Linked DNA regions of Homo sapiens: regions 1 and 2 are each linked to region 3. Evidence: chromatin contacts called from ENCODE Hi-C or POLR2A ChIA-PET data. All regions are on one chromosome and are shown on one strand. The core of a region is the stretch at or near the end of the contact, and the rest is flanking DNA. Distances in the headings are between cores, read along the strand shown.

The links. A loop is a pair of places that touch in the nucleus more often than their neighbours do. ChIA-PET counts read pairs that join two places held with the same protein, here RNA polymerase II (POLR2A). Pooled maps may share reads with other maps.
Region 1: a pooled map shows a loop between it and region 3 (2.6-fold over the local background). The contact joins the enhancer-like site here to the promoter of TEX2 in region 3. A Hi-C loop is called at or near these places in 4 of 50 pooled maps. POLR2A ChIA-PET finds 5 or more read pairs at or near these places in 4 of 52 experiments (WTC11, activated CD4-positive, alpha-beta T cell and activated T-cell).
Region 2: a map of CD8-positive, alpha-beta T cell shows a loop between it and region 3 (6-fold over the local background). The contact joins the promoter of SMURF2 here to the promoter of TEX2 in region 3. A Hi-C loop is called at or near these places in 4 of 168 maps with a recorded cell type or tissue (CD4-positive, alpha-beta T cell, CD4-positive, alpha-beta memory T cell, CD8-positive, alpha-beta T cell and 1 more), 2 of 37 single-sample maps with no recorded cell type and 10 of 50 pooled maps.

Annotation. Positions count from the first base shown.
Region 1 is chr17:63,953,251-63,955,950 of GRCh38, reverse strand. The region is part of intron 13 of SCN4A (sodium voltage-gated channel alpha subunit 4); the gene reads left to right. Among named protein-coding and RNA genes, the nearest start is that of SCN4A, 18 kb to the left of the region's middle. Within about 2 kb of position 1,335, at least 8 of the 41 ENCODE cell types and tissues checked have a DNase peak (open chromatin) inside an H3K27ac peak, as active enhancers do.
Region 2 is chr17:64,660,953-64,663,652 of GRCh38, reverse strand. It overlaps SMURF2 (SMAD specific E3 ubiquitin protein ligase 2), which reads left to right and starts at 1,346. Exons shown (of 19, transcript NM_022739.4): 1 at 1,346-1,824. The coding sequence starts at 1,773. RefSeq lists an enhancer at 494-1,052 and silencers at 1,203-1,602, 1,653-1,852.
Region 3 is chr17:64,261,962-64,264,661 of GRCh38, reverse strand. TEX2 (testis expressed 2) reads left to right here and starts at 1,402. Exons shown (of 12, transcript NM_001288732.2): 1 at 1,402-1,494. RefSeq lists a silencer at 1,205-1,814.

The sequences.
Region 1 (2,700 bases), core at 86-2,585, 310 kb after region 3:
GACTGGGAAGACGCCTGTCCCCATGTTCCCCAAAGGCCTATGGAATCCCTGAGCTGCAGCGACAGAGCTTCTCAGATATTGCTGATCTCTGGCTGGGGGCAGCACCAAGAGAGGGAAGGGGGTGTCACCTCAGCTGCAGAAGAAGACTATGCTGCAGCTACAGAGGAGAACCCAGGCCTCCTGTCCCTGAAAGGAGGGTCTTAGGGAGTGGGGAGAGAGAGGGAAGGTGCCCGGGCCCAACTTTGGGGCAGGATTGGGGATGGGGAGAGCAGACCCTGAGTAGGAGTTTGTTGATGTAAGTCTAAGGACTTGGGGGTGACTGAGTCTTCAGGGAGTTGCTGTTTCTATGTGTGGAAACTCAGAAACGTTTTAAATCCCCACTTTGCCACTCACTGACTGGGAAACCTCGAGCCCGTTATTTAACCCTTTGGGCCTCAGTTTTCCCATCTGGAAAACGGGGATGAAAATGGGGATGACTCTTTCACTGGGTGGTTGCAAGGATTATGTTACGCATGCGCTTACAAGTGCTTACCAAAGTGCCTGGCCACGTGGCTGGGAGTACAGGTGTTGCAGGCGTGCGGCAGGGCAGTGCTGGTTTAGGTTCCCGCCACCAGGGCGATGCTCCTGTATTGGCAGTGGGGGGCCTACTGTATGTCAGTCCCTGCCAAAGGGAGTTACTGGCATTGCCCCTAATTCTCTCAGCCACCCCATGAGACAGGTAATGTTATTTCCACACTCTCGAGGAGGCACTGCCCAGAACCACACAACTAGTGAGAAACAGAGCTGGTGCTGGAACTGGGTCCATGTAACTCCAGTAACGATAACATCAATGACAACAGTATCGTAATAATGATAACGTCAGCATCAGCAGAAGCATGGTGACAGCTGACATTTATTTAGCATTTACCCAGCATTCTGGGTGCTTCACATGTATTCATTTCACCTCATCCTCACGCCCACCTGTGAGGGGCGCGCTGGTTCATGTTTTATAGATGAGGAAACAGGGGCTCAGGGAGGTGAGTCTGTCCCGTGTGTGGGACGGGAGCCCCTGCAATCTGGCTGCAGAGTCTGGAACCAGTACAGGCCCTGCTTCTGTGTGCCTGTCACCCCTATCACACAGACATGCACACACGAACACACCACTGACATCCTTTCCCAGCCCAGCTCTGTGGCTCTCCCAGTTTGCTCAGAGGGAGTGGAACGGCCCAGGGAGGTGGCACTGTCAGCTCCTTGGGCACTGTCCCCTCCCACCACCTCCCCAGGCTTCAGAGAAGCAGGTGTCTGCCAGAGGCCACCAGGGCACCCTGCCAGAGAGTGTGAGGACCCGCATCCCCTGCACCTATGGCACTTGGTCACTTCCTGCGGGTAACTGTGAAGAAGAAGAGGAAGTGACTAGGTAACCCAAAGCACAGAACCCCCAGGGAAATTGATGTCGGCCCCCTCCCCTCCTCCCTTCCCCCATGCCTGGGGCAGCTATTTCTGTCTTGGGCAGGAGCCGTGTGCAAACCCTGCTGACCCAGAGAGCAGCTAATTCCCATCTCAGATGTGTTTCTGGCAACTGGATGCCTCCCCCCAGAGAGGGAGAAGAAAGACTAATGCGTTTTGGTGGGGGGCAAAGGCAGAAAAGCCTCTAGGGGACATGGCGGGGAGGAAGGGAGCCATGGAAATTCCCCTAGCACATTCTCTCAAAGAGCGTTTTCAGATAGTTTTTAAAGAGAGTATTTAACATGATTAACAGAATATAATCAACAGAATGTAGTGAAGACAATGACGAGAAGACCTTGGAGGAGGCTGGTGAGAGCCAGGAGTGAGACCCGCCGAGGAGACGGCCAAGGGTGGCGGATCTGCAAGTGCAGGCTCCCCAATTCCCCATGCCCTCTCACTCCCCCAGGGCTCCGAGGAAGAACCTGGCTATGCTTCTGGCTGATGGGAGCTGGGACCCTCACCCCAGCCAGGATTCTCCTTCCTCCCACTGCCCAGGGCCAGGCAGACTGGTAGAAGGAAGGGTGACCACATTAAAGACCTTCAGGGCTGCCATTCACCTTGTAGGCTAAGTGAAAGATGCCTTCTAAAGTTATACAATGACTAGAATCCTGGTTCGAGTCCTGGCTATGCTCTGTGTCCTAGAGCAGGCCACGCCACCTCTCTAGGACTCAGTTTACTCATCTATAAAATGCTGAGCTGGCCTCAGAGTTCACCACACTCTTCCTACACCTTGTATAACTTTCTTTCTTTCTTTCTTTTTCTTTTTCTTTTTTTTTTTTTCTTCAAGGCAGGGTCTCGCACTGTCACCCAGGCTGGAGTGCAGTGGGTGCAATCTGGGCTCACTGCAACCTCCGCCTCCCGGGTTCAAGTGATTCTCCTGCCTCAGCCTCCCAAGTAGCTGGGATTATAGGTGCACCACCACGCCCAGCTAATTTTTGTATTTTTAGTACATGGTTTCACCATGTTGGCCAGGCTGGAGCACCTTGTATAGCTTTCTATTATTTCAAACATAATAACAGCCAACATGCGTTGAGTGCCTACTGTGTGCTCTACTTGTATTGATGGGTTTTTTGTTTGTTTTTTGTTTTTTTGTTTTGTTTTGTTTTGAGATGGAGTCTCGCTCTGTCGCCCCGGCTGGAGTGCAATGGCGTGATCTCGACTCACTGCAACCTCCACCTCCCGGGTTCAAGCGATTCTCCTGCCTCAGCCTCCCAA
Region 2 (2,700 bases), core at 97-2,596, 400 kb before region 3:
TTATAATAGCCTAAAGCAAAACTAACGAATCACATAAAAAATCCCCCACGCTATTGTCCTTAGTAGTTTACATTGTGCTAGATACTTTCGCATGTATATGCATACAACTTCTATTCTGTTTTTAAACTTTGCATTACATATACATTCTTCCATATTATATGATCTTCATAAAAATAGTTACATGGCTGCATAAAAAACCATGCGGTTCCTGGACTATTATGCTATTCCCTCATTCCCCTTTTGTTATTAATGGAATATAGCAAAGAACATCTTCTGTACGATTATTTGTCAAGAATAGGGCCGGTGCGGTGGCTCAGGTCTGTAATCCCAGCACTTTGGGAGGCCGAGGCGGGCTGATCGCTTGAGGTCAGGAGTTCGTGACCAGCCTGGGCAACATGGGAAAACCTAAACGTCTCTACTAAACATGTCTCTACTAAAAATACAAAAATTAGTGGGGCGTAGTGGTGCACACTGTGGTCTCAGCTACTCCAGAGGCTCAGGTGGGAGGATCACCTGAGCCCCGGAAGTTGAGACTGCAGTGAGCCGTGTTCGCACCACTGCACTCCAGCCTGGGCGACAGAGGGAGACCCTGTCTAAAAACAAAAAAATAAAAAATAAATTTCTAGCAGTACAGTTACAATGTCAAAGGATAAGGTACACATTTTTTAAAAACTTTTCTCTTTCTCCTCCTGAGATAACGAAATACAGTAGCGTATGAACAACTCTTCATACATTACTCTCCAAGGTTTATCTTGTTAATCCTTTAAGACGTATCATCTCCCCATCCTTGGCTGCACCTGAAAAGAGCGGGAGTCGGCAGGTAACCTGATCTCCTCCACCAGGTGAGTCCCGGATGGAGGTGTCAACTACAAGACCAGGAGCAGAGCATTCCTGGGGTTTTGCTGGAACCATCGGCGTGGGAATGCTTTCTCTTCCCTCGCCCGAAAGACGCCAAGTTCCCGGCAGGCAGCGGACTCGGTTCTAACCTTCCTCGCCCCAGCCTCTCGGAGCGCCCTGCACGCAGTGGGCGTCTAATAAAATGCAGTTGGCCCTGCTTGGACAAAAGTTCTCCCTTAAGTGGCCCGGACAGTAAACCCCTCCAGGTGCCACAGAGCTGCCGCGCCCGCCGCCGCTTTGCTCCCTGCCTGCTCCCTCCCAGCGTTCCGCGTGGGACCCTCGGCGGCAGCTCACACCCTCCCTGACTGCCGGTGCCCGCCAGGGCACCCTGCGCGCGCCCGCCGGCCCCGCCCCGGCCCCGCCCCGCCCCGCCGGCCCCGCCTCCCGTCTCCTCCCCGCCCCCCGGAGCCGACGAGTGGCGGCGGCGGCCCCAGGTCCCGGGTCCCTCAGACAAGAGGGCGGGTGGAGGAGGAAGCGGCCGAGCCCAGAGTTCTGCTCCGGCGCCCCCGAGCACCGCCCGCTTCAGCCGACCAGCCCCGTCGGCTACTGGGCCTCGCCGAGACGAGAGGAGGGAAAGGCCTCGGCGGCCGCGAGGAGGCGGCGGGGGCGCGGGCGGAGGCGGCGCGGGCGGCCGCGGCTGCCGCTTTGTTGTGCGGCCCGGGCCGAGGAAGGAGAAGTGGGAGGAGGGGGGAGCTCGGCGTCCCGCTCCCTCCGCGGCTCATGGCGACGACTCTCGGCACATCCGGGACCCTCCGGCCGTGGCGGCCGAGGCGCCGGCTGCTCGGGCCCCAGCCCCGGCCGCTGTGGTGACTCCGCCGCGCCTCGCCGTCGCCCCCGTGCCGCCCGCCGCCCCCGCCGCCCCCGCCGCCGGGGACATGTCTAACCCCGGAGGCCGGAGGAACGGGCCCGTCAAGCTGCGCCTGACAGGTGAGGGGGGGCGGCGGGCCGGGCTGGGCAGCCGCGGGGTGGGCGAGCTGGCGGGGGGTGCCTGTGGCCTTGGGAAGGGCCAGGGTCGCGATCAATGATGAGTTGGGGGTCGGAGGAATGGGAAGGCCTAGTTCAGGGAGAGTAATTGGAAAACCACTTGCTCTGGTTTGGACATTGTTTAAAAAGCCGAGGATGACTCGGGGCGGGGGGTGGTGTTTTGTGGAGGGGAGAATACACCGGTTCGCATCGCAGGCGGATTTCAGGTCGGAAAGTCTTGGTCAAGGAGCCAGACGCTGCCTCCCGGGGCTCGGGGAACAGCCCCTGGGCTACCGCCCAGGTGAGATCGTGAAGGGGATGAAGAGCTCCCGTGGCGAGGATTATTGAATCCGGTTGCTGACTGCGCGCAGTAAACACTCCTTAAAGATGGAGCGCTTAACGGGAGGGTGTGCGTGTGTGTTCCCGGGTTGTTACCTTGCACACACCCAGTTATGCCCGCATGAAAAACCTTTACTCCCCGCCGCCGGCCACCGCTGCCCGGGCCACACACCTTAAACTCATGTCTCTGAGGTGAGGAGACAGGTTGACTTTTCCGGTGTGCCTGTCTGATCCGACGGCTTGGGCTCATTGTACACTGTGTTTTGGAAGTGTCTGATTGTAGGGTGGCATGTTTGGGGTTGTTCCTTTTAGGCCGCAGAACTTGTGTCTAACTTCTAACGCCAGACCTGCTTTAAAAACACACTTTTTTGGGGGGGGTGCATTGCTAAGTATGTGCTCATACAAACTTTCGAGCAAACTTTCTGTTACTCTCCCCACCCTCCCCATTCCTTTTTCGAAATGGAAAAGAATGTCCGGAGGGGTTGCCAGATAGAAGACTAC
Region 3 (2,700 bases), core at 153-2,652:
TTGCCAATTGAATTTGAATTTCATGACTATGATAGACTCAAAACACGCACCTGAGTGTGGTCCTTGTACCACTTGCATTAGAATCACCTGGAGGGAGGGGTGTCGAAGGCCATCTCAGACTTACTGAATTACAGGTTCTGGGGTGGGACTTAGAGATCTTCATGTTAAAACCCTCCAGGATGATCTGACGTTGAAGATCTGACATTTGGGACCCACTAATGCAGGAGACACACTGACACATCTGTTTGTTGTCTTGGTCCTTTCTTGTGGTGGGTGGGAAGTGCAGAGGGGCAAGGACTACGGGGGAAGGGGGAACTCTCCCTATGTGCCAGTGCTTCTGCCAGCCAACCCAGGTTCGCAGAAGATAAATGCACAATGGGCATTGCCATCCCAGGAAGCTCATTCTAAGTGAGAATTTACCTCGAGAAGTCACTTTACCTCTCTGAGCCTCAGATATTGCCTCTCTAAAAATGAGTAGTTAATACTATATAAGTTCTAAGCTCTAAGAACTCGTGGCCAGGCGCGGTGGCTCACGCCTGTAATCCCAGTACTTTGGGAGGCTGGGTCCGGCGGATCACGAGGTCAAGAGACCGAGACCATCCTGGCCAACATGGTGAAACCCCGTCTCTACTAAAAATACAAAAATTAGCTGGGCATGGTGGCACGCGCCTGTAATCCCAGCTACTCGGAAGGCTGAGGCAGGAGAATCGCTTTAACCCAGGAGGCGGAGGTTGCAGTGAGCCCAGATGACGGCACTGCACTCCAGCCTGGCGACAGAGCGAGACTCCGTCTCAAACAAAAAAACTAGTAACAGAGTTAGTTCAGGATAGGATGTGGTAGTGTGGTAGTCAGGTGGGGGAAGTACATAATGCGGGAAACTGGGAATTTGCCTTTTTAAATCAATGTCTGCAGTTGGATGGGGATAGATACGTCTGATGGCCCTCTAAAATGCAAATCGAGTGAATTTGCCCAGGGGGATACCCCTGGTTCTCCGCGCCTCAGTCACCCCACCTCAACCCCCAGCCCTCGTCTCAAGGGCACTTGTTGCTGCTAGACTGCAGGAAGAGGAAATTAAGAAGTGCAAAGAGCTGGGGACAGTGTGCAGCCCCGTTGGGAGAGTGAAGCTTTTGTCCCCCTCACCTGGGGCTCTTCCAGGTAACCCTCCCCACCACTCCTCTCCCTAGCTCCAAGGGCGGTGGCCCCTTTAACAGACCTGACAAATCGCTCCCCCATTTCCGCGGCCTCACCTCGGCGCGCGGTAGAACTGGATTGGTTGGGCCTGGCGTGCCGTTTGCTCCGCCCCCGCGCCCTCTGGTTGGCGGCGGCGGCCGCGGGCGCGGGGCGGGTCCGCCGGCGGGGCGGGGCGGCGTGTGCCCGGGGGCGGGCGGGCGGCAGGGCAGCAGGACCGCGGCCGGTGCCCCAGCCGAAGCCGGAGTCGCGCGGCCGGGAGCACGGGCGCCGGCATAGTACAATGAGGCAGCCAGCGGATCTTGGGTGAGCAGTCTCAGGGCCAGGCGGGGGCGGTGGAGGGAGCGCCCCGCGGATAAGGCCCGGGCTGGGCGCGGATCGACCCCGCGGGCTTCAAAGTACCGGTCGGGTCCGGCGGCCCTTGGCGTGGCGGGGCTCGGCCCCCCACCCCGCTGTCATGGTTCAGGTATTGAAGGGGACGCCCACCCGCGACACCCCCGGGCAATCCCTTCCTTCGGGGCCCCGCCGGATGGCTCGGGCTCGACTCCGGCGGGAGGAGCTGCCGGCCCCGTCCCCTCAGCCTGCGGTCCCCGGCCCCGGGCAGGGAGGCACCGTCACGCGCAAACTAGAGGAAAACGGCTTGCAATTTTATGAATGGGGCCCCGGGTTCCTGCCGCCCCCCTCACCGGCGACGCGAAATGCTTGAAAGTCGAGAACCGCAGTTACTTTTACTCGAATCTGTCAGAGGTTGTATGCGCCCCGGTGGTTTTTCTCCAACTCCTGGAGAACGCGGGTGGCGGTGGGGTGGTTTGTGTGCTTTAGCAGGGAGGCGGCGGCGTGCCGAAATCCGGGGGATCGGAAGGTTAACAAGTGACATTGGGCTGAGGCCTAGCGCCAGGTGCCTTGCGGGGAGGCGGTGTGGCCGTGGACGCCGTCGCTGCTGGCTGCTGAGCACGGAAACCATACGGTGGAACCGGAGAAGGCGGGGAACGGCTGGCCACATTGCACCACACGCTGCCTAGAGCGTACGGCTGCCATGGGAGTTGGTGCAGGGGAGTCTTCCCCTTTTGAAAACGATTTTTGGAAAACTTAGCCCCTCAGTGGGTTGATAGTTACTTAAACCATCGGTTGTTATGGTTACTGGGCGTCAAATGTAAGGGCAAAGTCTGTTTCCACCCTCGCTCTTTCTCCAGAGCTATGAAGTACTTTGTCACTGTGTTTTACAGACACTGTCCAGGGAGGACATCCTTTTTTAGAGTTGAGGGAAAATTGTGGGCTCCTTGAGGGCAGGGCTCGTGCCACGTTCACGTTTGAAGTGCCAGCGTCTTCACACCATCACCGCTCTGCACATGCATTAAAAGGAATGAGGCTTTTACATGTTTTGAGGATTCTCAGAGGATTCAGAGGAGTCATTTCAGGAGCCAGGTGTAAGCTGGAGGGGAAACAACGAGTGACTTTTATATGGAAAACAATAAGGAAAAATGGAGGGCAGGTTATCCTTGAACTCTGGAG